Linked DNA regions of Mus musculus: regions 1 and 3 are each linked to region 2. The links are chromatin loops, found by intact Hi-C in ENCODE. Cell type or tissue: left cerebral cortex. All regions are shown on one strand.

Region 1 (8,000 bases), 84 kb before region 2:
CCACAAAAGAGCTGTAACTGAGGACTCAGGAACGAATGGATTCTTCAGCACAGGCAGCAGGCTCTTGCCTTTGGCCCAGCATCTGACCAGTTAAAAAAGGGAGGAGGTCCCTGGTCGCCCGATAATTTGTTAAGTGATGGGGAAACAACAGCTCGGCAGGAATAAGGGACCACGGCTCAACTTCTCTTCCTCTCCTGTCCCTAGCCAACTCTACGACCATCTTTCAGAGTTTCTGTGGTGACCTTTCTTGAGAAGCGGCTAAGAGGCCTTTGATGGGCAGTGTGGGAAATGCCTTGACGAAGGAGGGCTGGATTAACTAACCCCACCCCAAACAGAGGAAGTCCTGACCTTAAACATGGGGCTCTGCCCTCTACTCCAACACCCCTCCTCCCCTGCCCAAAGCATATGAAGGCCCTTTCCCCTCAGCCCTTTTAGACTATGTACATTCATTCCGAGATAGCCCCATGTCTCAAGGCCCAATTCCATGGCCACCTCCTTCGGTGAGGCCTAAGACAGGCCTCCCTTCTCAGTCCCTCTCTAGACCCCAGTCCAGTTTTCATTCTCCACATAGCTCCCTGGGTGCCTGGTGCCTAGTTTTCCTTATTGTCTGTCTAAGCCCACTGAATGGAGAGCTCCTCGAGGGCAGGATCTCTGAGAGGCTCAACAGGCAATAGGGTGGCACTTCTGCCTGTCACTTCTACACACTCCACCCCATCCCTCCTTTCCACTCTCAAATCGAATTTGGGGAGGAGCCGAAAGGCACAAGGCTGTTTTCCTCCCTTTGCCCTTGTCCAGTCTGCACGAGCCATCTGTGTCAGAGGCAGAATCCTTGTTCACCAGACCCTCACCACCCCACAGGCGGGGAGGTCTCAGGAAGACTGCAGCAGGCTGAACAGGTTTCCTTCAGCATTCTCCAGGGGCCTTGGGCCAGCCCTAGCTTCTCTCTCCATCAATCTGGTCACTTAGACCGCCACCCTCCTCTTGGCCCCGCCCTTTCACACGCTCACGACACGCCCCTTCCCAGCCCCCAGCAGAGCCGGTACCAGACTACAAGGTACCCAGGAAGATGGGGTCCCTGGGCTCTGATGCCTGAGGACCCACATTCACTGCAACAAGTCTGTGCACTTAAGGTGGCTAGCAGCCGATCTCCCGCAGCTCTTGTACTGCTGGTGCGGGCTACCAAGGCACAGCCGCCTCCTTAGGCACATCTTCCATGTATCCTTGTCTGAGAACAGGGACTCCACAGAAAGAAAACACGGTTCCCGGGCTGGCTCGGGATTTTTTCCTCGGACTGTTCAGGCTTGGAGAACAATGGAGCAGCTCTCTGGCTTCCTCCGCCGAGCAAGCTTTGTTTCTCTCTTCCCGCCAGCTTGGCTTTCATTAGCCAAAGGGCAAAGGCTTCTCGGGAGTCTCCTTGCAAAATCCCAGACCTTTCCCTAAAACATTTAGGGGGATGGGGTGACTGCTTGGGGCTGGGGGAACGGACGTGTATCCAGATGCGCACAGCTGGCTGCCCGCCCGCCTCCCTGGCCCCAGACACTTCTTGCTGCCAGGTCCCCCACACCCGGGGAAATCCGACTCAAGCTCCCACCCGGGATTCACAGAGGAAGTGGAGCCTCAGCCCTGCTCCAAGGACCAACTAGCCCTCACATCTGCTTTCCCCACATCTTTGCTCTAGATCTCCTACCCTAGGCTTCCCTAGCAATGCTGGATGCTGTGTTATTCAGCGCAGACTACTCCTCAGCTGGTGTTTCTACCAACCTCACTGTGGTTTGCCATATTAGGACTCTGGACCTTAAAATTCAAGGGAGCTAATGATTTCTGAGCCCCCCAAGTCCCCCGTCTCCATTGTCCACCCTCACTTCCAACAAGCCACAGCAGAGCCCAGGCTCCCATCAGCGACATCTTTAAGACACACGTTAGCCAGACACAGCTGGAGGTAGGCCAGCTCTGCACATCTGGGCAGTAATACCCCTCCTAACCTGGCCAGTGATCGGTATAGAAGGGAGAAAGGGGGAAAGCAAACCTCTTCCTGCAGCTGGCCAGGAGAAAACCAGGGGCGGGGTGGGGCGGGGCAGCAAGTCTTACCTAGCATCTGGCTGAAGAGTAGCTGTTCTAGGTCGCCCAGCACGGTAACCACAAGCTCGGGGTCCACCTTGAGGAAGGCCCGCTCCTCCTGGCCCTTGGCAGAGGGCACAGTCCCTGAGCCCTTTTGCGCTTTAGCCTTGCTGGAAAGCAGTTCGTCATCCGATTTGCCATCATCGCTTACCGCTGCCTCAGGCGCCTTGCTGAGAGGCTTGACCTCCGCATAGGGTCCCCGAGGAATCCGGCTAGGTTTGCCTAGGCTGGGCGCTAGCGGAGCCAGTGGGGTCTTGGCGCCGCCGGTTGAGCCACCTTTGGGTTGGAAGAGCGAATGCTCAGACTTGGACAGCGTCTTGGACATCAGAGGAGTCTCGCGGCCCTTGGGCCCCAGTTTGCCCAAACCCTTGGGTGCTTTGGCCATATCATCACTCCACTCAGGCTCATACAGCTGCAGCTTTTTCTCGGAGTCCGTGAGAAACGAGAGGTTGGTGAGCGACTTCTGTTTGCGCAGGTTGGAGGTAGGCAGCCCGCCGGGGACACGACTGTCCACGCTGCCGGACTTGAAGACCTTCAGCTCCGCTGCACTGGCCTTGGCCATACTGCCACTGCCTCCTGCCGCCTTGGCGCGCTTGGGCAGCATGCCTCTGCCGTCCGCCGCGGCTGCCTTTCTGCTGGCTCCCCGAGACTCGTCCGCGCCCTCGTCGCCGCCGCTGCCGCTGCCGCCGCTCAGCTCCACCTCGGGCTGCACGCTCTTGACGCTGCTGCCCAGCATTCTGCCTGCGAGGAGCGCATGGACGATCCGCGCGTCTGCAGGCACGGGGCGGGGGAGGGGGCGGTAGTGCCGGGAGAGGAGGGGGCGGAATGGGGGGGAGGACGGAAGAAACCGCGGAGGAAGGGGAGAGGAAGGGGAGGGAGCAAGGGGGCGAGCGGAGGGCGAAAGGGAAAGAAATGCGGAGAAGGAAGCCGGGGAAGAGGAAAAGGCAAGGAAATAGCGGGTTGATGGGGCGGGGTCGAAGGAAAAGGGGCGGGGCGGGGAGAATATAAATTAAAAAATTTAAATCAGTCAAAGGAACGATAGAAGACCAGCGGCTCCATCGAAGCCAGGTCGTGTTGTGATGCTGGGATCTTGTCTCTGTCCCCCGGCTAGCCGATCCGTGCTGCGGGCTGCACACTCCGGGGCAGCGCCCTCTCTCTACTCCTCCTTCCAGCTCGTGGAGAGGCTGCGGGCTGCAGCTCCCAGCGAGAAAGAGGGGAGGGGGAAGGCGGGGAGCAAACAGGAGGAGGGGTGGAGTGTGCGCAAGGGGAGGGAGGTAGGGGAGAGAGTGTGTCTATTTCTGGCTCGGGAGGGGGAGGTGTCTGTGAGCTGAGCCCCGGGGGCACAGAGAGGATCCCACCAGTTTTTCTCCTTGCTTTCTACAGAGAGATGGGGTAGAAGGTTCCCTGCTGCATCTGGAAAAAAGCATGAGTGGAGGAAGGGAGACTTAGGGGTACAGGTAAAGGTCCTGGGAAAGGGTGTCTTTGACCCAGGAGAAAGAGTGGCCCTGTAGGTCTTGGGTAGAAACTGGCAGAGCCTGAGGGAAGCTCTCACAAACCGTTACCTTTGGTTTCCCTCAGAAATTCTTTACCTTTAGTTACCTTTAGTCTCTATGGTGTATTTTGCCCTCCTAAACCCAGAAGGTAAGGGACACAGGACAGAACAGGCTGCTTTAGACAGTGCCTAGGGTTGACAGGGACAGGGACCTGAGGGGTTGAAGCGGCTAACTGTTGGGTGCAGGAGTCCGAGTCACCATTCCACTTGATCACATGACCTTGTCAAAGTCATTGAACCTCTGTTGCTCTTACAATGGTTTTAATCCTAGCTTCCTAGGAAAAGGGGCTTTGGGACACTAAGGACACAGGAGAGTTAGCATAGGTCCCTTGGCAGAGCATTTTTTGTTTTGTTTTGTTTTTTGTTTTTGGAGGCGGGATTTCTCTGTGTAGCCCTGGCTGTCCTGGAACTCACTCTGTAGACCAGGCTGGCCTCGAACTCAGAAATCTGCCTGACTCTGCCTCCCGAGTGCTGGGATTAAAAGCGTGCGCCACCACTGCCCAGCTGCAGAACCAACTGAAGAGATCCTGGATATGTTTGTTCTATCAGCATAGGAGCTCTCCAAGTACCATGCTAGCCCAGAGTAGGTATTAATGACTCAGGCTCTGAGGCCAGATGGCTGGACACTGGGTGCTGGCCAGAGCCAAGGGTACTGACCAGAGCCCTGGGTACTTTAACTTCCATGATGACCCCAGGGCTGGATTGAGATTCTATGAACCTTTCTAGGACAGGGACTGTAGCAGAGAGGCTGTATCTAGTACAGTGCTAGAAATGGGGTTATTGGGCAGAGAGGTGAACTGTGAACTTTTAGCTGACCTTGGAGATCCAGAGAAAGATGGAGAGAGTCTACCCTTAAAGAACTTAATGCCTGACAGGGATACAAGGCAGACAACCCAAGACTCAGGGAGATAACTTTGTCCTTGTGAAAAATGCAATGTCACACACTTATCTCAGGAAGACAGGCATGGATATGTTGTGTTCTAGTTACAGCAGTGGCAAGAGGTGCTGCCTCACAGTGCAGGCAGAGGTCTGGGTGTTGAGATTCACCAGGCAGAGTGCCCTCAAAGGCCCTAAGTCCAGATCTTGGGAAACTCAGAGGTGGAGCCAAGCCTGCAAGTCCATATAGGACACAGAGATTTGAAGCTTGTCAGAGGACTGTTGGGGACTCTCCAGCTAGACTATGAGCTGTCACAGGACACACAAGCACTCATGCTTGTGCCTGAACATAAGCTCCTAGTTCAAGTAAGAGCTGGAATGTCTCTGATCCCACAGATGACTTGTAATAGTGTCACAAACCACTGGGCCTTGGGAATCCTCCTGCTTCAGCCCCCTGAGTGCTAGGATTGTGGGGAAAAAAATCATTTTAAAAGTTCTCATTCTTATTTATCCGCCATTCTGTAATTTACATAATATTTCCCTGACTCCATCACACGGGGATGCTGCTGTCTCTAAAAAATGCAATTTGAAAATCAAAGGGGGCAGGTGGGTGGATTGACCAAGTTCTTGGTTGTTATTGATAGTCCCCCGTCCCCCACCCCGCCCCCAGCATATAGATTCTTCTCCTCTAGTTAACATCCTGACTAAACAACCCCATGTCCATTCACTCATGCCTACTGCTGCAGCCAATACCCCTGGCTGAACCTGATCCTTCCCCTCTGATGGCCATATCTGTAGGGAGGCCTTCAGCACTTTGTGAGGCCCAATTCCATGAGTCCTTCTGTCCATCCGCATTTCCTTTGCTCCGGATGCCCACTGCCCCTGGGACCTGACCTTCCTTCCGCCACGGTGTCTCACTCCCTCACTGTGTCAGCTCAGGTCTTCCTCTTCTCTGTACCCTCTTTGTTCCTCTAGCCTGTCTCTCACGGGATTCCGTATTCCCCAAATCTCAAGTCCCTCCCCTTCGTCCAGTAAACAGCCCCTGAAATTCTGCTTCTCTTTAGAAGAGGACAGACCAGATGAAAGACTTTGGACTGAAATCAGGTTGGTAGCTGTTCTCACCAGAATAGAGGCCCCACCCCTTTCTACCTTCTAAGCCTGGGGTCCCTCTCCCTCCCCCACAGCACGTCACCTGTCGGTTTCTGAGATGTAAAATACTGTCTATGCACAATGTCACAAATTGCCTCACTGCCAGGATCCTTGAGAGCCGTCTTCCTCCTGTCTTTATAGAATCTTCCCGGGGCCAGGTAGCGGTCCCTTACACACCAGCCTGGCATCTTGGAATACTCCAAGGCTCCCTAGCACACCTCTGTCTCACTCTTTCCTATTCTTTTCACATCCCCAGTGTTTCCCAACCGTCCTCTTCTGGAGGGAGGATGCTCTGCTGCCGTGGCAACAGCCATTCTGGCATCTGTCGATAAAGCCGAGATGTACAGAGCATTTCCTCCAGTGATTCCTAAAAAGAGAGGGTTCTGCCATGTCATACTGTTTCAAGATCAGCCCTGAGCCCCTCAGCCTCAGCCATTTCCTCCTTTGCCACCCTGTGAAAATGCCAGGTCTCAAATGGTTTGTTGCATAGAGACCAATGATCCTCAAAGGACTGCAAGATTGGGTGGGGGGGAGTGAGCTGGGCAGACAGAGGGTGCTGATGATGTCAGTGACCTGAGAGCTGGCTCCTGCCAGTTCCTACTGGGAAGGTGGGGAAAGAGGCTGGTTTGGAATCATTTATATCTTCAGTCCCTAGCACTCTTATAGCAAGCTTGACACGCCCATTTTGGTACTGGAATTAGGATGTGCGATTCAACCATGTCTTATTGACTGATAGTTTGAAGCAGTGTAAGGAAGGAAGATGTAGGCACAGCGCCAAGGAAAGGCACGCTGTGGGGACTTTACATTGTCACACTCCTGTGACTGAAAAGGATGTAACACAACACAGGGGTGGTGTGTGGTCTGGGGCTCTGCTTGTTGGGATAGTGTTAGCAGAGCTGAAGAGAAGGCACTGGAAGGGAGAAGAAGGTAGAAATGAGAGCTGAGCTGTTTCTGACCCAGTGACCTTGAAAGGTGACCTTGGAAAGAAGGAATGTTCGGGAGAGAGCATGGCGGGGTGGGTGGGGGAGTCCACACCCTACTCCCTACAGAGCTCAACACAGAGTTTGGGGACAGGCAGCACTCTCGTTTCTGTGCCCAGAGTCAGGATCTGGAGAACAAGGACTAGAAACCCAACCATGTGTGTTGTGTGTGCAAGCCTAGCCTGTCATCCCCAGCTAGGGCCTGGTACCATCAACCCCAAAGAGTGACAGCTCTTTAAGGCTTTCTGTGTTCACCTCCCTATAATAACCTTTTTTGTAACTTTCCAAGAAGATTCTGATATATCCCTGTTCTTCTACCTGGTCATTTCCCTAAGTCACTCCACCCCTCAGCAGGGACCTCAGAATGCGGGCAAGACCAGCCAGAGGCTGTGGAAATAACTGATGTTTGAGCACAGAGACTCTAGAAAGACAGCTCCCAGTTGCTCATGCTGGTTCATGGTCAGCTGGGATAGATGTTGAGGATTTAACAAAACAGAAACCCTTATCCTCAGTGGGAAAAGACAGACAACGAATTGGCTTAGAGATACCAGTTACTTAAAAGTGCTAAGGAAGGGCCGACAAGATAGCTCAGTGGGTAAGCAGGCTTGCCCCTGAGCTTGGCAACTTCAGCTCCACTCCCAGAAACCAAAGCATGGAACCGACTCTGGAGAGTTGTCCTCTAGGGTCCCACGGACACACGCAAAATAAATGTAAAAAAAAATGCTAGGGAGAAAGAGTCGAGATGGAAATAAGAAATTCATGGTGTATTTTTGAAAGAAAACAAGGAAGATAAGATGTTGGAGAGAAAGAAGAGGGGTGAGAAGATGTGAGAAAGTGGTGAGAAATTGGGGGTGGGCAGGGCACAGAGGGCCTTTTAGGTCTTTATATACAAATGTCATTTGGAATCACACAGTCAGAGAGAGAGAGACCTGGCTTCCTTTTGAGTCTTTTGTGAAGGCAAAAGTTCTTGTACAAGTTCTTGGCTGAATGGTGAGCTCAGCTGAAAGATGGTGGTGGAGATAGATAGTAGTGGAGATGGTTATGGAGACAGTGGTCATGAGAAGAAATCAGCAGTGGCGTACAGTAGAGCCATTAGAACCTGCTCATGGGCTAAATGTGGGTGTGCAGGAAAGAGGGGGGTCAAGAATATTACTCCTGGGCTGGAGAGATGGCTCAGCAGTTAAGACCACTGACTGCTCTTCCAAAGGTCCTGAGTTCAAATCCCAACAACCACATGGTGGCTCACAACCATCTGTAATGAGATTTGATGCCCTCTTCTGGGGTGTCTGAAAACAGCTACAGTATACTTACATATAATAAATAAA
Region 2 (8,000 bases):
TGGTCTGTATGGTCTCAAACTGTGATAAAACAACATCCACCCCCCACCCCCCACCCCCGCCAACCCAACCCATTAAGTTACTTTTTGTTAGGTATTTGGTCCTAGCAACAAGGAAAAATAACCTGCACAAATAGCAATGCCCATGTGCTTACCAAGAGCTTAGTATGTGAGTCATTTTACATGGCATTTTTCTTTTAATATGTATGTTTATTCCTGACACTAGAATAGGGACCGTCAGTTTTCCTGTTTGGTAGAATGGTAAATCCCAAAGATGTTCATTCATTTTTTAATTTTTTTTTTTTTTTTTTGGTTTTTTGAGACAGGGTTTCTCTGTGTAGCCTCTGTGTAGCTCTGTGTTCCTGGTTGTCCTGGAACTCTCTCTATAGACCAGGCTGGCCTGGAACTCAGAAATCTGCCTGCCTCTGCCTCCCAATTGCTGGGATTAAAGGCGTGTACCACCACTGCCCGGCAAGACCTTCATTCTTTATTGTTCAAACCCATGTGTGTCACCAAAAATGACAAAAGGGCCTTTACAGCTGTGAGAAGCCCTCCGACGACGGGGAGCAGATCTTAGACTGTCCAGGTGAACACCAACACATCACACACGTCCTGACAAACCAGAGCCTCTGCCTGCTGCAGCCAGAGGGATGGCAGCTCAGGGGCTGTCTGGTTCTTACTGACTCTGAAGGACATGGATGGATGGAACTATGGCCTGTGGAAGCCAACAGGGGCATTGAACAGATAGATTCTCCTGATTCTACAGATATCTTCAATTTTGTCTTATTTCCTTTTTCACTGCTGGGGCTGGAGCCCAAGTCTTTATGCACACTAGGCAAGTGCAATATACACCATTGAACTATCTCTTGGCTTTATTCAGTGGCATCCTTTGGACTTCTGATGCACTGGGCTATACGAGAACAATTCCTGCCCTTTAAGCAACACCTTGTGGTCCTCTTTTATAGCAGAAGGGAAAGCACTCGCCTCCTGTCTTATAAGTGAGGGCGAGGAGGATGAGAAAGGTCCAAGCAGAACTGCTAAGGGGGAGGGGCTCACCTTGAGCCAGCCCTCTCACAACGAGGACGGACCCCAACAGACCCCAACGAGCTTTTCTGTAGTATAGCCCAGCCTGGGAAAAGTTGCTGAAACTGAGCCAGAGGACCATCCCCTGAGACTCCTACTCTAACATTGATGGGGTGGTGGTACCCTAAGTCTCTGCTGCAAGTCCTGCAGGACCCCTTTACACCTGAGGTAATGAGGAACCCAGAGTCTAGAATCGGATGTAGGAGATCTGTCACCATCTGATGTGGCCACCTAGGGACTCTGTATCGGATACCCTCAGATCCTCTATCTACAAAACAAGAACACCAGCTCCTGTCTCAGTGGACGGTGGTGAGGGTGGGATGAGGTCGTATTTGGAGAGCTACGGAAGGCAGATACTGTGACCGTGAAGAGCAGAGCTTTGCTGACAGACAAGTCCCGGGGGACCTGATTGTTTTCAGTGCCATAAATGTCACACTGTAGGCTTGCTAAGCATGGATGTACCCTCAGTCTCTCCTGTCAGTTCTTAATTAGTCTATCGCTCCCCACCTCACTCCTCCCTGAGGACTTCACTAACAAGACCAGGACAGCTTAATCAGGGCCCTGGTCACCCCGAAATCTAACCATCATCTATCCTTGTAAGACTTGTTTGCCAAGCTCCCTTACAAGACCTCACTGGCCCCGGGCCTCACCCTGAGCTGCGAATAGTCTCACTTTTCTAAAGAGGAAAATGATACTCAGACAATTTTTTCTTTTTCTTTTTGTTTTTCGAGATAGGGTTTCTCTGTATAGCCCTGGCTGTCCTGGAACTCACTTTGTAGACCAGGCTGGCCTCGAACTCAGAAATCTGCCTGCCTCTGCCTCCCGAGTGCTGGGATTAAAGGCGTGCACCACCACGCCCGGCTTCAGACAAGATTTTGAGCCACCTTCACCATCATCTGGGACCTGGACCAAGGTGCTGACCTCAGAACCCACCCCCTTCCCAGTGCTTTGATGATATGACAAACAGTAGACGCAGACCCCTCTCACACACACTTCTGCCCTGAATCTGCTCACTTCCATTGCTCCCAGGCTGGGAAACACACACACACACACACACACACACACACACACACACACACACACACACCACACCACACAAACCCTGGGAACCCCATCCCAACTGAAACAGAAGGAGAAAGTCACCTGCTTTCCACATACCCCCTTAAATGGCCTGTTTGTAAGACCACGCCCTCAGCTGTGCTCAGCAGAACCTGGGGACCTCTGAGAACATGGCATAGAGAGAGTGCCCAGTCAGGAGCTCTCCAGTCCTATCCAGCTGAGAGACAGCTGTGCCCCAGGCCAGGGACCACTGTGCAGCCACACCTGGCTGGCTAACTCCAGACAGCCCAGGCCTTAGGCAGCCCAGCTGCTGAGGAGTGGCCTTGAATGGGGAGTGAGTCACGGGGCCTGGAATCCCAAGTCTTCCAGGACTTCACTCCTCCCCAGCCCACTCCACATCTGCCCTCCAGATGTCTGCACTTGAGAAACACCCTCTGTCTACAAGGACCCAAGTTCTGGAACACACTTAGCAAAACACCTTGAGAGCTACCAGGTACCTTCATAAGCAAGGGGCTGCTCGATGAGTCTCAGATTTCATTGGTTATACTCAGTGCGGACCCTTTTTTTCCACATTGAACATCTTATGCCCGAGCTGTACTTACTGACTAAGACATAAGAGGCTGATAGGGGAAGCACAGCCCCTAGCTGCAGAGAACTCCCAATCTGGGCATCAAGATATGGAGATCCTGAGACAAGCCAGGGACACCGCCCTAGACCTTAAGTCAACCCACTGTTGAAGAGGCAGGGCTTTGCCTGAGGTGGGTAGGGAGGACCATCTCTTTCCCTGGGGAGCTTCCGGAGTCTAGAAATAAAGGACCCAGAAGAAAAGCCCAAAAATGAAAACAGAAGAAAGAGAAATAAGTCAGTTCGTATATAATGCCCACTCTAATGCCAGTGTCAGACACATCCAGTCTTAGCAAGCACTGGAAGGTCTCGTTCACAGTCACGGCCAGTAAGCAGCAGACCCTGGATGCAAAGTCAGATGGGACCACACCCTGCCTCTGGGTGGCCCCGTGTATGACTGCAGCAGATTCATCTCTTCCTGTGTTATCATCCTGACTAGGAACCAGCTCATCTTCCTGTTCATATCCTCTAATATTAAATATCGCTGCATCTAGGACGGCCTCCCTGACCATATTACACTGGAACCAGATGGTCTGCTAACCCTGTCTGGGTAAAGTCAGGAGGAGGCTCTCAGAAGGACTCTCGTCTTTCTGCTAGAGGAGCCCTCACGGTGCAGAGGCAAGCTGTGGTCCAGGCTTTGCAGTTCGGTGGTCTCTGGGGGAGAAGGCTCGGGATGAAAGGACTCCAGCTTGGCCCCAGACCAGACTCTAGGTAGTTGTGTAGGATTCTTGGAAAGAGCAAGTACAGAGGCACACAATTTGGAAGCCTATGGAATGCTGGATTCATTTGCCCCGCCTCCCCTGCCCCCAGCCCACTGCCTACTCTGGGGCTCCGAGGATAGGAAGCAACTTGGTCTGTCCATCACTGTTCAGAGCCCTGGGAGACCCAGCTTATGGCATAGAGCCAAAGACCCCAGTGGACCATATGAAGACCACGGTGAGTGCTTAGCAGTACCTCCACTCCCAAAGAGAGGGTCTGCAGAGAGGGAAAGAGAAAGGCAGCTACACAGCCCCAGAGATGGGTTTATAGACACAGCGGCATCCTCCTATGGCATCAGCAGCTTGAGACTTGAAGAGCTAGGTGACAGGGTCTCACTAAATCATTGCCTCTCCAGGCACGCTACGGCCAAGGGCTCTGGCAGGGAACCAGGGTCCTAGGCTTATCCCAGTTCCTCCTGTACTTCCTCCAGTTACTGCAGATGCACGAGTTCTGTTGGTCATCAGCCAAGGAAGCCCAAGGCTAAGGCAAATGGTAGTTTGGGGCGGGTTATATCCATCTACAGTGGGCAAGTTAGCAGAGCCACACAGGAGGGTTGTGCTGATAGGGGAGGGAAAGCTGGCTCTGGCTGCGGGTCCCAGTAACCGCAAGAAAAGAAGACTCCAGAGACAGCCAGACTAGACAACATTGACGGTTTGTTTTTGCCAACCAACACCATCTAAGTCTGTTTGAAATCACCCAACATACTTGATAGTCCAGGAGAATAAAGAGAAAAACTGAGGTTGTTTGTTTGTTTGTTTGTTTTTGTGGGACAGGGGTAGTTCTATAGATAGAGCCTATGCCAAGAATCAAAGTCTTAAACACCATTGAGGGTAACAGACCCAGCTCTGCTCTCTAGGCCGTTAAAGTCCTCTGCTCGCCTAGTTTTCCCATACAGTGCAGGGCTGCCCCACCCGAGGCTCTCACCCACCCCCGTCTTTCATCTAGTGTAGAGTTGAGTGGGTAAGCCTCGCTGCTTTTCCCAGCCCAAATGACGCAGGGGCCAGCTGGCTGCTGCAGAGGAGGGCGTGGGAATCCTGTGGGTTGTGCTGGGCAACTGCGCCCTCTAGTGGTAGCCACAGAACGATGCACAGACACGCAGACAAAGGGTGAACCAGATTTCCTATCTCCTTTTGCACCATCTCTTCCCAAGGCCTCTATGATACAGTCGGCGCCAGATGACTTAGGCCCTGCTCAAAAGGAAGTGGAAGAACAGCTTGTGGTCCTTGACAACTTCTAAACCAAACCCTTGGAGGAGAGAGGAGGCCAGTGCTTCTGCACTCTGGCCACACCTTCTGTGAAAGCCTTCATCCGGCTACAGCATACTCTCATGTCTCTCAAAACTCTTTCAGCCTCTCCTGTCTGAGATGCTACCCCTGCCAGAGGAAAATCCTAAGCCTCCATCCCATGCAGAGACTTGAAAGCCACAGTGTGGGCTTCTCAGGGGACAGGGATCTGCTTCTGGTCACCCCAAAGGGGAACTTCAAGCATTCCCTAAGGAAGCACTCATTCACTGAGAACCCATCTTATGCCACAACATCTGCAGCCACAGTCTCTCAGCAGGCCCAAAGGGAACCAGAGTCAAACCCCAGTTTACAGAGTGGAGGGTCGGGTCTCAGAAGGTCAAGTGTCTTGTCCGTGAGCGACTATTTGTCAATAATCTCTGGTTTCTGCAAGCCAGGTGCTAAGCTAAGTGTGTTATTACACAGACTCTGTTATACAGATGTCCCCATAAGCTAGGCTGTCCGGTGAGCTAGGTTAGAGTTAGCTCCCTGTTACAGATGAAGGTTCAGAGACAGGAACAGGCACATGGCACATGGTATATTCTAAGTCACAAACAAAGTCAGACACAAAAACACACACCTAGGAAGTATCAGAAGCATAGAAACACAATTCTATTTCCCCCTTACTCTGATACTGGCTTTATGTTGTTATTATTATATTTTATTTTTATGTATGTGTATGCATATGATATATGAGTGTAAGCCCTGTGCATGGCCAGAAGAGGGCGCTGGATCCCCTAGAGCTGGAGTTACAGGCAGTTGTGAGCCACCTAAGGTGGGTGCTGGGAGGCAAACAAGAACTTTGGGAGGAGTAGCAGGAACTCCTAACCATTGAGCCATCCATCCAGACCTCTTTACTGGTGCTGTTTGCTTTGTTTTTCATCTGCTTTTTTTTGGAACCCTAGGTTGCCTCCTTTCTGCCCCTTTGAATGCCTCACATAAGGCTCCATTGCCACCACAGCACAGCACAAAGACGGTATCTCAGGAGCCACACGGCATAGCACAGAGACAGCATTTTGGATACCATATATAGCACAGCACAACACAGCGACCACATCTCAGGTGCCACACAGCACAGCACAGAGACAGCATCTCTTCTTCAGCTTCCGAGGCATCCTCTGTCTTTTTACAAGAGCCATAGAAATGACCTTGGTGTCCCCTTCCTTCTTCCCTTCATCTTTTAATTCCTGCCGAAGCAAAGTCATGCCTGCCTTTTTTCTCAACATGATTACAGTAAAGGGACTGGATTGCAGCCAGCGGTTTCCTGGGCAATGGCCTGTTCTTCCCAGTGTAAGGGGTGTGAGCAAGTGGGCCACGGTGAACTCATGTAGAAACTGGGACGATGAAGAGATATCTGCTGGCAAGTCACCGCCAGCAGAGGACGGTGCTCGGGGAGAAGATGCAGTCAGTGTGGGCTCCCCATGGAGGGCAGACAACCTAAAAGCAAGCCTTAACCATCTCCCAGGGTTGCCTCTGTGTTTGGGCACATGGACACTAGGACGGGGACTATAGGATATGTTCAGGGGCTATGCTAAGGGACGCTGGATGAGCACACATGCCAAGCTTTTGTTTTTCTTCCTGAACCACTGTGCACTATTTTATAAAACAGGAAACTGGGCTGAAATTTGCCCAGGCTCCTCAGAGGCCCTGGGATCCTGACTGGATTCTAATCACAAACCACCCTGGTTGGAAGGATGGGGGGTGGAAATATTGCATTTCAACATCACTGTTGGTGCCGTGGGAATGCAGAGGAATCTGAACTTGATACCAGGACTTTCTAGGGCTTTCTTACAGAAACAGCAACCCATCTGTGTGTCGGCCACTAAGGGGGCCTGCGGTCTGGCAGCATCACAGAGGGCTGGAGAGCCAGGAGTAGGAGCTGAGAGTCACTGGGTGACTCTGATGCCCTCTGCACTAGAAAGGAGCCCACAGCCCTGAGCTCTCATGGTGATAATTGCCACCACAGAGCTGTCCACCAGGCCTCTGGCTCTTCCGAGAAGATAGATGCTTTTCCGGGGCTTCTTGATGCTTGGCCTGGCCTTGGAGTGTGGTCACCCCATTCCCATGTTGTCTACACAGGCAATGGAGGGTGTCCTCTCCTCTAGCTAGGCAGGGGCAAAGGCCCCTGAGGTCCATCAGGGGTCTCTGGAGGGATAAGGACTGCTCTGTAGACCCAGTTACAGTTCGGGGTGGGCACCTGAGAGCCAGGAGAAAGGAGAGCGGGTAGATACTGCTCAGCCGCTCCACCTTCTCATCCCCACACCTCCCTCCCCACTTGGAAGCCTCCAGCCTCGTTCCCTGGGCTTGACTGAATTCCTAAGAGGCCAGGAGGAGCCATCTTTATCTCCCAGGATCTTTCCTGCCTCTCCTGCTGTTGCCTTTTCCCATCTCCCAGGACCCTGAGTTGCCTCTGCTGTGCTTAACACCCGTGATCATTGGCTTTTTCCCAACCATTCTTACAAAAAGCACCTCACCTTGCTCTCTATGAACATCTACCTCATCGCAAAATGAGAAATATTCAGTGAGCAGACGAACGGACCCAGCATTAACAAATCTCTCTTGGCCCTGACCTCCTAAGTCTCCAGCCTCAAGTTTTCACACGGGTCTCTTTCCATTCTCAGGAGGTCCTTGAACGGCAGGCCCCAGGCAGGGTCACATGCCAACACCAGAAGCTGGCATCAAACCCTAGCATACACCTGCTGAACCGGCCTCATTGCATCTCTCATCCAGCACCCGGAACTCAGCTGGGTCCGCCCCCGCTTGGCTTTTCTTTTTCCTGGCCTCTCTTCCGGAAACACGTTTTTCCTTCCTTTAGACCTCGGTGCTTCCTGCACAGGAAGAAGGACTTTGGATGTGGGGTGCTATTTATAGTGTGGCTCCCTCCTTGTAGACCTCACTGAGGAAGGGGCCACCGCACAGGGACTGCGGTGGAGGACACTGGCTTTCCGTGATCCTTGACATCAGGACGAGAAACCTGAGATCGCAGATGAGTATCAGAGTTGAAGTGTCTCTTGGGTTCCAACCTGGGTTTCTTTGATGATGTCTGTATGTGCAAGGGCCCCACAACTCTCCCAGTGCCCTGGAGCCCTAACTTCAGAGGCAGAGCCACAGGCTCTACTTGTGGGGAGAACCTGAGGTCCGTTTTGTAAGAAAGAGACTCAGAGAGATTTATATGAATTCTGTCCCAAGGGACAGATC
Region 3 (8,000 bases), 120 kb before region 2:
AAAGGGGCAGTGGGTGGGTAGGGGAGTGGAGGGGGTGGGTATGGGGGACTTTTGGTATAGCATTGGAAATGAAAATGAGCTAAATACCTAATAAAAAATGGAAAAAAAAAAGAAAAAAAGAAAACCCACCATCTAGGTCCACCCACTGCCTCTCCGCAGCCGGGCTGGCCCTGAACAGGTTACTTCATCTTGCTACCGGTTTGCTTTCTGCTAAATAGAGAGTGGAATGACCTCACTGCAGCGAGGCTTAAGGGCCTAGCTCACTATCACACTTAGTGTAGAGCCTGGCACACAGCAAACTGCCTGGACAGACAGCTGGGATCGACCTGGCAGAAGGCAGAAGTGGGCAGACAGCGAGGCTGAAGCGCCCCACACTCGGCCACCAACCAACAGGTGGGAGCCTGTTTTCTTTTGCTGAGGCCTTAACACCTGGACCTAGTAGCATCTGAGGTATACTCAGCAAACCTCGCTGCTGCACCAGCAAGCCTGACTAGCTGCTTTTCTCAGGGCTAGTCCTGCCTGTGGGATGCACTTAGCTATAGGGACTTGCTTGAACCAGAAGGCTAAGCTGTAAGATCATACTGGACAGTGAACCTCCAGTTCAGGGTAAAAGCCCCAACAGATTCAGGCAAGTTCTAGAAGGAGGAGGCTCAGGGGGATCCATCACCCAGTAGTCAGGTTTCCCCACGATCTGTGAGGTTTTAATTATTAGCCAGCAATTAAGTAAACTGCAATAACTTTTGACTATTGAAGCTTTAATTACCTTCACCAATGTTTCAGAACCCATAAGCCATGTAGCTCAGGGGAGGGTAACTGAAAACTAGCTTGGAGCTGCACCTTCCCTCTACAAAGGCTTTTACTGTGAATGGTTGGGTGAGGCACAGGCCCCCAGGAGGGACGGAAGTGAGCCAAGAGAGGGCTTGAAAGCATTTGCCACCCTCTCACATTAAGGACGGGAAATGACCTCTCCTCTGAGCCCACAGAGGGGACTCAGGGCTGCCGTGACTCCTGGCGTGGGCTCTTTTTCTCACTGTCCAGTGCTGTGGGCTGAGACGCTCAGCTGTATCTACAGAAGAGGTAAGTCACAGCCAGAATTAACCACAGGGGATGGTCTGGGCCTTGATCCATGTAGAAATCCAGGCCAGCCTAAACGACCTGGAAACAGGAAGCACTGGGCCTCTCCATGTCTGTTTCTCTCTCACACACACATATCAACAACTCTTCAGAGGAAGAAAATTCCCTAACCCTATTTGATCCCCAGTACAGGAGTCTGATCTTTAAATTCTGGAAATCTATCACAATTTTGGCTGAAAACAAACAAACAAACAAACCCCAAAAAACAAGATTCCAGCCCTAGCCAGAAGGCCACTTTGTCCCAGGACTCACTGCAACAATGGAAAGACACTGGGGAGTTGCACACACAGCTGCCAGGACCTGTTGAGCAGTACTTTGTGTTTCAGTGGGTCAGATGTCTCTGGGAATTGGAATCTTTTTCTCCCCTCTCCTCCACTCAAAGACACAAATCTACCCACTCCGGCAAGAGCAGGCCAGGCTGGCCACCCCCAGGTTCATCCCAGGGTGCCCAGAGGCTCAGGGTTAAGCTCGGCAGTTCTGTGGGATCTGCACCAGTCACCTTGGACTGGATTCATCCCCACCCCCTGTAAACGCTGACTCGGGCACAGTAGCCGGGAAAGCTAACAATTGACAAGTGACCTGTGACACGGATCTCCCCTGCTCGAGGATAGAGCCCAGAACCTTGTCTGAGGGGCAACTCCACCCTCTTTCCTCACCCCTTCCCAAATCATCTGCTGACCTCAGAGGTCCTAGAAGGGGGCAGGGTGGGTGGGCCTCCATGCCAGAGACACCCACTGTCGCGGAGAAGGCAGGCAGGCAGGAAACTATTTATTCTGTTCCTAATCTCGTCATTTCTCTCTTCCTCCCACTTAAGTCACAATACAGGAGGCAGCTGACACGGAACCCCGCAGTGCAGCAAACCCTGTGCACCCCTGCTCCCCAAAGGAGCTCCCAGGCTTTTCCTCTTTACCTTAGAGAACCCTGAACCTACTCAGTCAAGGGGCTGCCTGGAGTTCTCCTGATGGGTGAAACATCACGAGGCACCAGACAGAGCCAGGACAAAAAAAAAAAAAAAAAAAAAAAAAAAAAAAAGCAAACGCACTGGCTATATGGGGCCATTAGACAAAAACTAGAGCTACAAACAAACTTGGGCCTAAATAAGAGAAGGATGTATATAGGCAGCTACAGCCTGGAATTTTCCAGGCAGGGGTCTCCCCAGTTCATGTGCAGTTTTGATTTTCTTTTCTTTTTCGTTTTTTTTCTTTTTCCTTTTAAAGATTTATTTATTTATTATATGTAAGTACACTGTAGCTGTCTTGAGATGCGCCAGAAGAGGGCATCAGATCTCATTACAGGTGGTTGTGATCCACCATGTGGTTGCTGGGATTTGAACTCAGGACCTTGGGAAGAGCAGTCAGTGCTCTTAACCTCTGAGCCATCTCTCCAGCCCCACCCCCCCAGTTTTGATTTTCATTGAGGTAAAAGTCCCAAGGGAACACCATCAACCGGCTGTGGAACTTGGGTAAATGACTTCTCCCCGGGCCCCAGTTTCCTGATCTGTAAGTAAGGGAGCGGTGTAGTTGACTAAGCTCTGCCAGTGTGGTCCTGTGACTTTGTGCTAGGCTGAGGTCTGTATAATGCTCAACCCGAGAGTTTTTGGTTTAGCCGGCTGGAGGTGGCTCCGGAAAAATCTGCTGCGTTGCCAGCTCCAAAATCAGGTGCTGTGACCAGAGGGTTGTCCTACTTTGCATTTGTGTAAACGTTGCGAGAACAGGAGACCCGACAAAGCACCAGAGCTCAACACCCCCACATCCCCACTCAAAGTGATGGAGAAACACTGCTGGCACAAGTCAGCTCTCTGCTCTCTTTCCGGAAACACAGCCACCAAAATCTTGCCAGGTCTTTGGGACTTGTTGCAGAGAACAACCACACGGGGGTGCTATGGGTCCTTAGCCGCCTGCAGCCTCCCTTTGCATTGATGCCGCAATGCTGTAAGAAGGGCAGCTGTCTAGCTCTCAGGGCTTGGGAGAAGTTGCCCAAAGGCCTCTCCCTCTGAATTCTGCTTAGGATTGCTTCTTTCCAGGCGCTGCACTCCTGGGGCAGACATTCTTCGTAACCCCCAGTCCCCACCCTGGCTAGGTTAGCACATTTGGAGAAGAGCCCAGAGTTTGCAGCATTGATTTTGCTACACCATCTACCCAGGTGCATGCCCTGTTCCTAGTGGACCACTTTAAGAGCAGGGCCTGGCTTACCCAGTAGGCTCTGGAGACCCACAGACTCCCCTGGCAAGCTCATATTCAGAGCCAAAGTTTGAGAGAGAATCCAGCTTGCCTTTCAAAACAATGAGCAACCTGGAGACCTGTGTGGGGTCCGAGTCTGTTCTCTGGAGGTCTCATTTCTGCTCTTTTGCAGTGTGCTTGGGCGGGTGGCTTTCTGGAAGAGGAAGGAGGACAGACTCCTTCCATTATGACCCCCATCAGGATCCTTTTGGGAAGAGAGGAGGTCTCTGCAGTGAGCTGAAGGCAGAAAGCTCGCTGCAATGGTGTGCAGCTCAGCTTCACTCTGCAGCCTTTGGCAAAGAACTTGGGGAGTAAGCTTACAGGACCAGGGGACAGCTACTTCTCAATGGCTCACACTTGGGGAAGGCTTTGCTAGATCCAGGACAATTAGACCAGAAGAGGACCCTGTTTGGAATAACTGTTGTAAGGTCAGTTTGCCTGTCTGTCTGTCCTTCCTTCCCTCCCTCTCTCCGTCTCTCTTTGTTTTGTTTGTTTGTTTGTTTTTGAGACTGGATTTCTCTGTGCAGCCCGGGCTGTCCTAGAACCTACTGGGCAGACCAGGCTGGCCTCCAACTCAGAGATCCACCTGCCTCTACCTTCTGAGTGCTGGGATTAAAGGCCTGTGCTGCAGCTGCTGCCACCACCACCTGGCTAGGTCTATTTTTTTCTATTACAATTCTAAAAAAATTCCTCCCACCCCTTTTCCTTTGAACACCAGGTAACAGGGTAAGAGAGGATTCTGAAGATTTGACACTAGACTGGGCTTGTGAGCAGGTCTCCGGCAGAGGAGACAGTCTGCCTGTCTCAGACACTGGGGCAGGTCGCTGCTAAGGGCAAGCATGGGATCTCCTGCCCGGTGAACCTCAAGGTTTACCTTTACTGGAAATGCTTCCTATTTTAACAATGCCCAGAGCCTTCCTGTGACACCCTGCGCTGAAGATGATGAGGTCTCTTGTGCAGCAGCTTCTGGGAACAGGGAATGGTTGTTATAGCAACAGTTTACACAGCAGAGAGCCATCTGCAGGGAGTCAGAAGAAGAGGAGAGGGGCTGGGATCAGGCATGCAGAGCACTGGAAGAGGCCTGGGGGATTTCTGGCTGTGACCCCAGTAATCCTAGGTGGTGGCGAACTCTTCTGTCTCTGATACCAGGTACTGTCCTAGAGGCTTTATGGATATGAACCCTGTTTGGTTGCAGGACACGCCTGGGCCAGTCTATTTATTACCCCCGATTTCATAGCTGAGAAAACCAGAGTTCATGGCAGCTGAGACTGCTGCCCAGGATGACACAGCAGCACATGGCAAAGCCAAAATGTGAAAGCAGATGGTCTAGCCTCGTCCAATCCTGGCACCACGAGCTAGAGAGGGTGAGATATGCAGACGAGGCTCAATCACACGCCATAAAGTCCACTTTTTAAAATATATGATTCCATGGCTTCCAGCATGTCTGTACATCATCACTCATGTAATTTTATCACCCCCAGTGTATGGCCTGTACACTAAGCACACACCTGCCATCCTCTCCTTCCTCTAACTCTGGCAAATGCTAGTCTGCCTTCTGACTCTGTAGGTCCACCTACTCAGGATCCTTCACACAAACAGAATCACACACCTTTGTGGTTTCTGTCACTCTGCACTGCCTTCCAAGTTGGTCTACGCTGTAGTATGTTTCACCCCTCTGTTCCTTTTCATGGCTGAATAATATTCTACGGTGTGGATAATATTTGCTTATCTAGCCATCATTTGATGGACATTGGCTTCATCTTTATTTTTTGCCCAGTATGAATAATGCTGCCATGAAAGTCACATATGTGTTGACGTCTGCTTCTCTTTCTCTTGAGTGTATGCTTAGGCGTATACGTGTTATATTCCTAATGTGCTTAGGATCATGTGGTAGTTGTGTGTTTAACACTTTGAGGAACGGCTACACTGTCATCTAAGGTGTCTGTATGCTGTCTCTTTCTGGCTTCTGCCCAGCCTCAGCAACACTTGCTACTGTCTATCACACCTTGGCCAGCCCAGTGTGCCAGGCTATCTCACCATAGATCCAATATGTGTTTTTTGTTTTGTTTTGTTTTTTTCTGATTTAAGAATGTTGAACACCTTTTATATTTGAGCTAGCTAAGGTGTAATTCCCTCAACGGCATTAGCCACACTTTCAAGTTCTCGACAGTGACCTTGCCACGTTGGCTACATAACCATTGCAGCCTAGCCACAAAGCATTCCTGGAAGTGCTAGGCACTGTGTGACATGTCAGAGTCCGTTGGAATGAGGCTGTGTAATGCCACCAGCTCTTTCTCCAGAAGTCTCACACACCCCCTGCCCTGAGCCTCCCTTCATTCCTCCAGAATCAGCCCCCTGGGTGGGATTACATCGTGTGTCCCAGCTTTTGCACACAATCCAGTCCATTATACGGGTGCGCCCATCTTCAGGTTCTCAGGGTTCTCACACTGGGAGCCAAAGTGGGTCAGACATAAACTTGCCAAGAGCATGACTAGATCTAGTGGCAATCAGGAGCAGAAGCTAAAACCTAGCTAAATATGTGGCTGCCTTTCATGTAGCTCCACCCCCAGGACGGGGCCTTTCTCCCTCAGACCTGTTCCTATAAGATGCCACCCTTCCTCCCAGAACCTGTCAGTGGCAATGACTCTGTCAAGATGGCAAAGCTGTGGCCCTCAGACCAGGCCTGACAATGGAGGGTGTAGGACTGATTTTAAAGATTCTGAGGGAGAAAGCTGAGGGTAAAATTTGGGCTTTGTAGGGTTGCCCCAGAAAAAGGGGATGCCCCCAGCCATGGAAGCTATTCACCCCTCCAGCTCCCTGAACCCAATACCACCCACACAGCATCTGATGCGACCTCAGCCTTGATGCTAACTGACATTGGTGCAGGGATGCTTCCCAGAGGACTGTAGTTCCTGGGACCGCCTTCTGTGTTGCAGATCCTCAGCCACCATCACTGGGGGGAGGACTTTTGGATTCAGCCATCTGTCACCACCTCCAGGGTGACCCTCAATGCCTTAGATAAAGGCTTAGGAGCGCCCACCTACCCCCTCCCAGGGCTTAGGCACAAGGCAGAGTTACCAAGCTGGTGGCTTTAAGAAAGACTTTCAATTGTGAGACACAGAACCCCACAGTAAGGAAGAATAAGGCTTGCGGGGACAGTAAAGGACAGAAAGGGACATTTCCTGAGCGTGTTCTACGTGCAGCAGTTGGCCCTAAACATGGACAGACATTCTGTCCTTGGAAGACATCAATCCTGAGAGGATAATAGTGACCCCCCATTTACAGGTGTTTGGTTCTAAGAGGCAGTTAACTCTCTCAGGTCACACAGTTTAAGCAAATAGCACAGTAGGGATCTAGGTTCCAGTCTCTCTTGCCTCCTTCCTTAATAAACTACCAGTGCCAACAAAGACAACCTGGCTGGTCACGCGAGGCTCTTCCTGACCGGCGTGTTGGAGTCAGAGCTTCACAGACCACAGGATAAGGCCTGTCCTCCACTCTGGGATGGATGAGATAAATCATTGCCAGGAGACAGGGGAGTCATGGGCCATTGGCCAGGCCAAGAATTTTCTACCTCCACGATGTGGGGCCGCCTGCCAGTCTTGCAGGCCTTATTGGCAGCCACTGCTCCTGTCCAACACTTCCTCGAGGGAGTCCTTTCTCCCCAGCTGGGCTCTGTCCCAGCTCAGCAACCTGCAAAGCTTCTGGCCTTGGGAGGAACTTCCTAGAACGCCTGGCAGGCGGGGCTGTACGGCCTGCTTGCCAAGCCAAGGCCAGTCATGACTGCCTGCACAGAACATTCAGAATTCTCTTTGTCCGACTCCCGAGGCAGCCTGGGAACCTGGGCGACAGAGCAGCCTGGTACAGCAAAAGCAGCCGTGCCTTCGCCTGCTGCTCCCTCACTGGGAATCCCTCAGGTGGGACGAGTGGAGAGGGCACTAAGGCTTCCCTGCCCACTCCTGCCCTCACTAGTTGCTCTCTGCCCTGAGGAACCTGGGTCCCCCTACAGCTATACGGACAGCATCTTCAACATGAACTCCAGTCTGGGAGCAGGAGCTCTGTGTCCACGTTATGAGATCTTCTGGGGCCTGTGAGCAAGTTGATTAGTCTCTCTGGGCCTCAGTTTCTCCTGGGAAAGATTGTTGAGAGTGGGGGAGGGGAGCTCAGAGGGGAGAGGACGAGAAGGACATGTGAGCTGGGTATCTGCAGAACCAGCGGGCCAGGAGTTGCTGCCGGCCTCCAAGGACAGATGGGGCCTCATGGGGAACTGCATCAGAGTGGGGCTTGGGCAAGATCAGGAAGAAACAATGGGGGGATGTCCACGTTTTCCAGCAGCCCAGGCCCAGCCCCCCCAGAGCCTGCACCCAGCTCAGCAGCCATGTACCTACTGAAGCGGCTGACTATGCACCTTAGGCAGAGTAGCTGCCCGGATGTGTCCAGGCTGTGGAAAAGTCTAACCTAGGTTCTTGCTGCAAAAGTCCTCTCAGGAGACACAAGTACACGGGGGAAGGTCACACTCTGTGGGCAGAATATCACTTGGAATATCCAGGCACCCACACAGGGCAGAGCACACTGACAACTCTATGCCCAGGGCCCTGGAGAGTTAGAGCCAGGAGTGCCTATCCACAGCACAGAAAGAGGGAAACCTTG

What was found. Hi-C counts contacts between places; a loop is a spot of excess contacts. Peaks named below come from ENCODE experiments on the same cell type or tissue, not always from the same donor. Only the 100,000 strongest peaks of a DNase experiment are listed, where the experiment ranks them.
Region 1: it touches region 2 in a loop (2.4-fold over the local background); 5 of 42 quality-filtered maps call a loop at or near these places.
Region 3: it touches region 2 in a loop (9-fold over the local background); 37 of 42 quality-filtered maps call a loop at or near these places.

Annotation. Positions count from the first base shown.
Region 1 is chr1:135,582,467-135,590,466 of GRCm38, forward strand. Nav1 (neuron navigator 1) reads right to left here and starts at 2,889. Exons shown (of 30, transcript NM_173437.2): 1 at 2,089-2,889. The coding sequence starts at 2,854. In left cerebral cortex, CTCF peaks have their summits at 3,267 and 7,954 (motif pointing left); DNase peaks (open chromatin) are centred at 721, 971, 1,612, 2,353 and 4 more places; H3K4me3 peaks cover 3,674 bases; H3K27ac peaks cover 3,684 bases.
Region 2 is chr1:135,666,037-135,674,036 of GRCm38, forward strand. It overlaps a transcript of Nav1 not described here. Among named protein-coding and RNA genes, the nearest start is that of Gm32835, 18 kb to the right of the region's middle. In left cerebral cortex, CTCF peaks have their summits at 4,607 (motif pointing left), 5,517 (motif pointing right) and 6,179 (motif pointing right); DNase peaks (open chromatin) are centred at 4,034, 4,539 and 6,107; H3K27ac peaks cover 320 bases.
Region 3 is chr1:135,541,942-135,549,941 of GRCm38, forward strand. The region is part of intron 1 of Nav1 (neuron navigator 1); the gene reads right to left. Among named protein-coding and RNA genes, the nearest start is that of Gm32940, 34 kb to the left of the region's middle. In left cerebral cortex, CTCF peaks have their summits at 2,353, 3,016 and 7,071; DNase peaks (open chromatin) are centred at 2,983, 4,338 and 7,062; H3K27ac peaks cover 960 bases.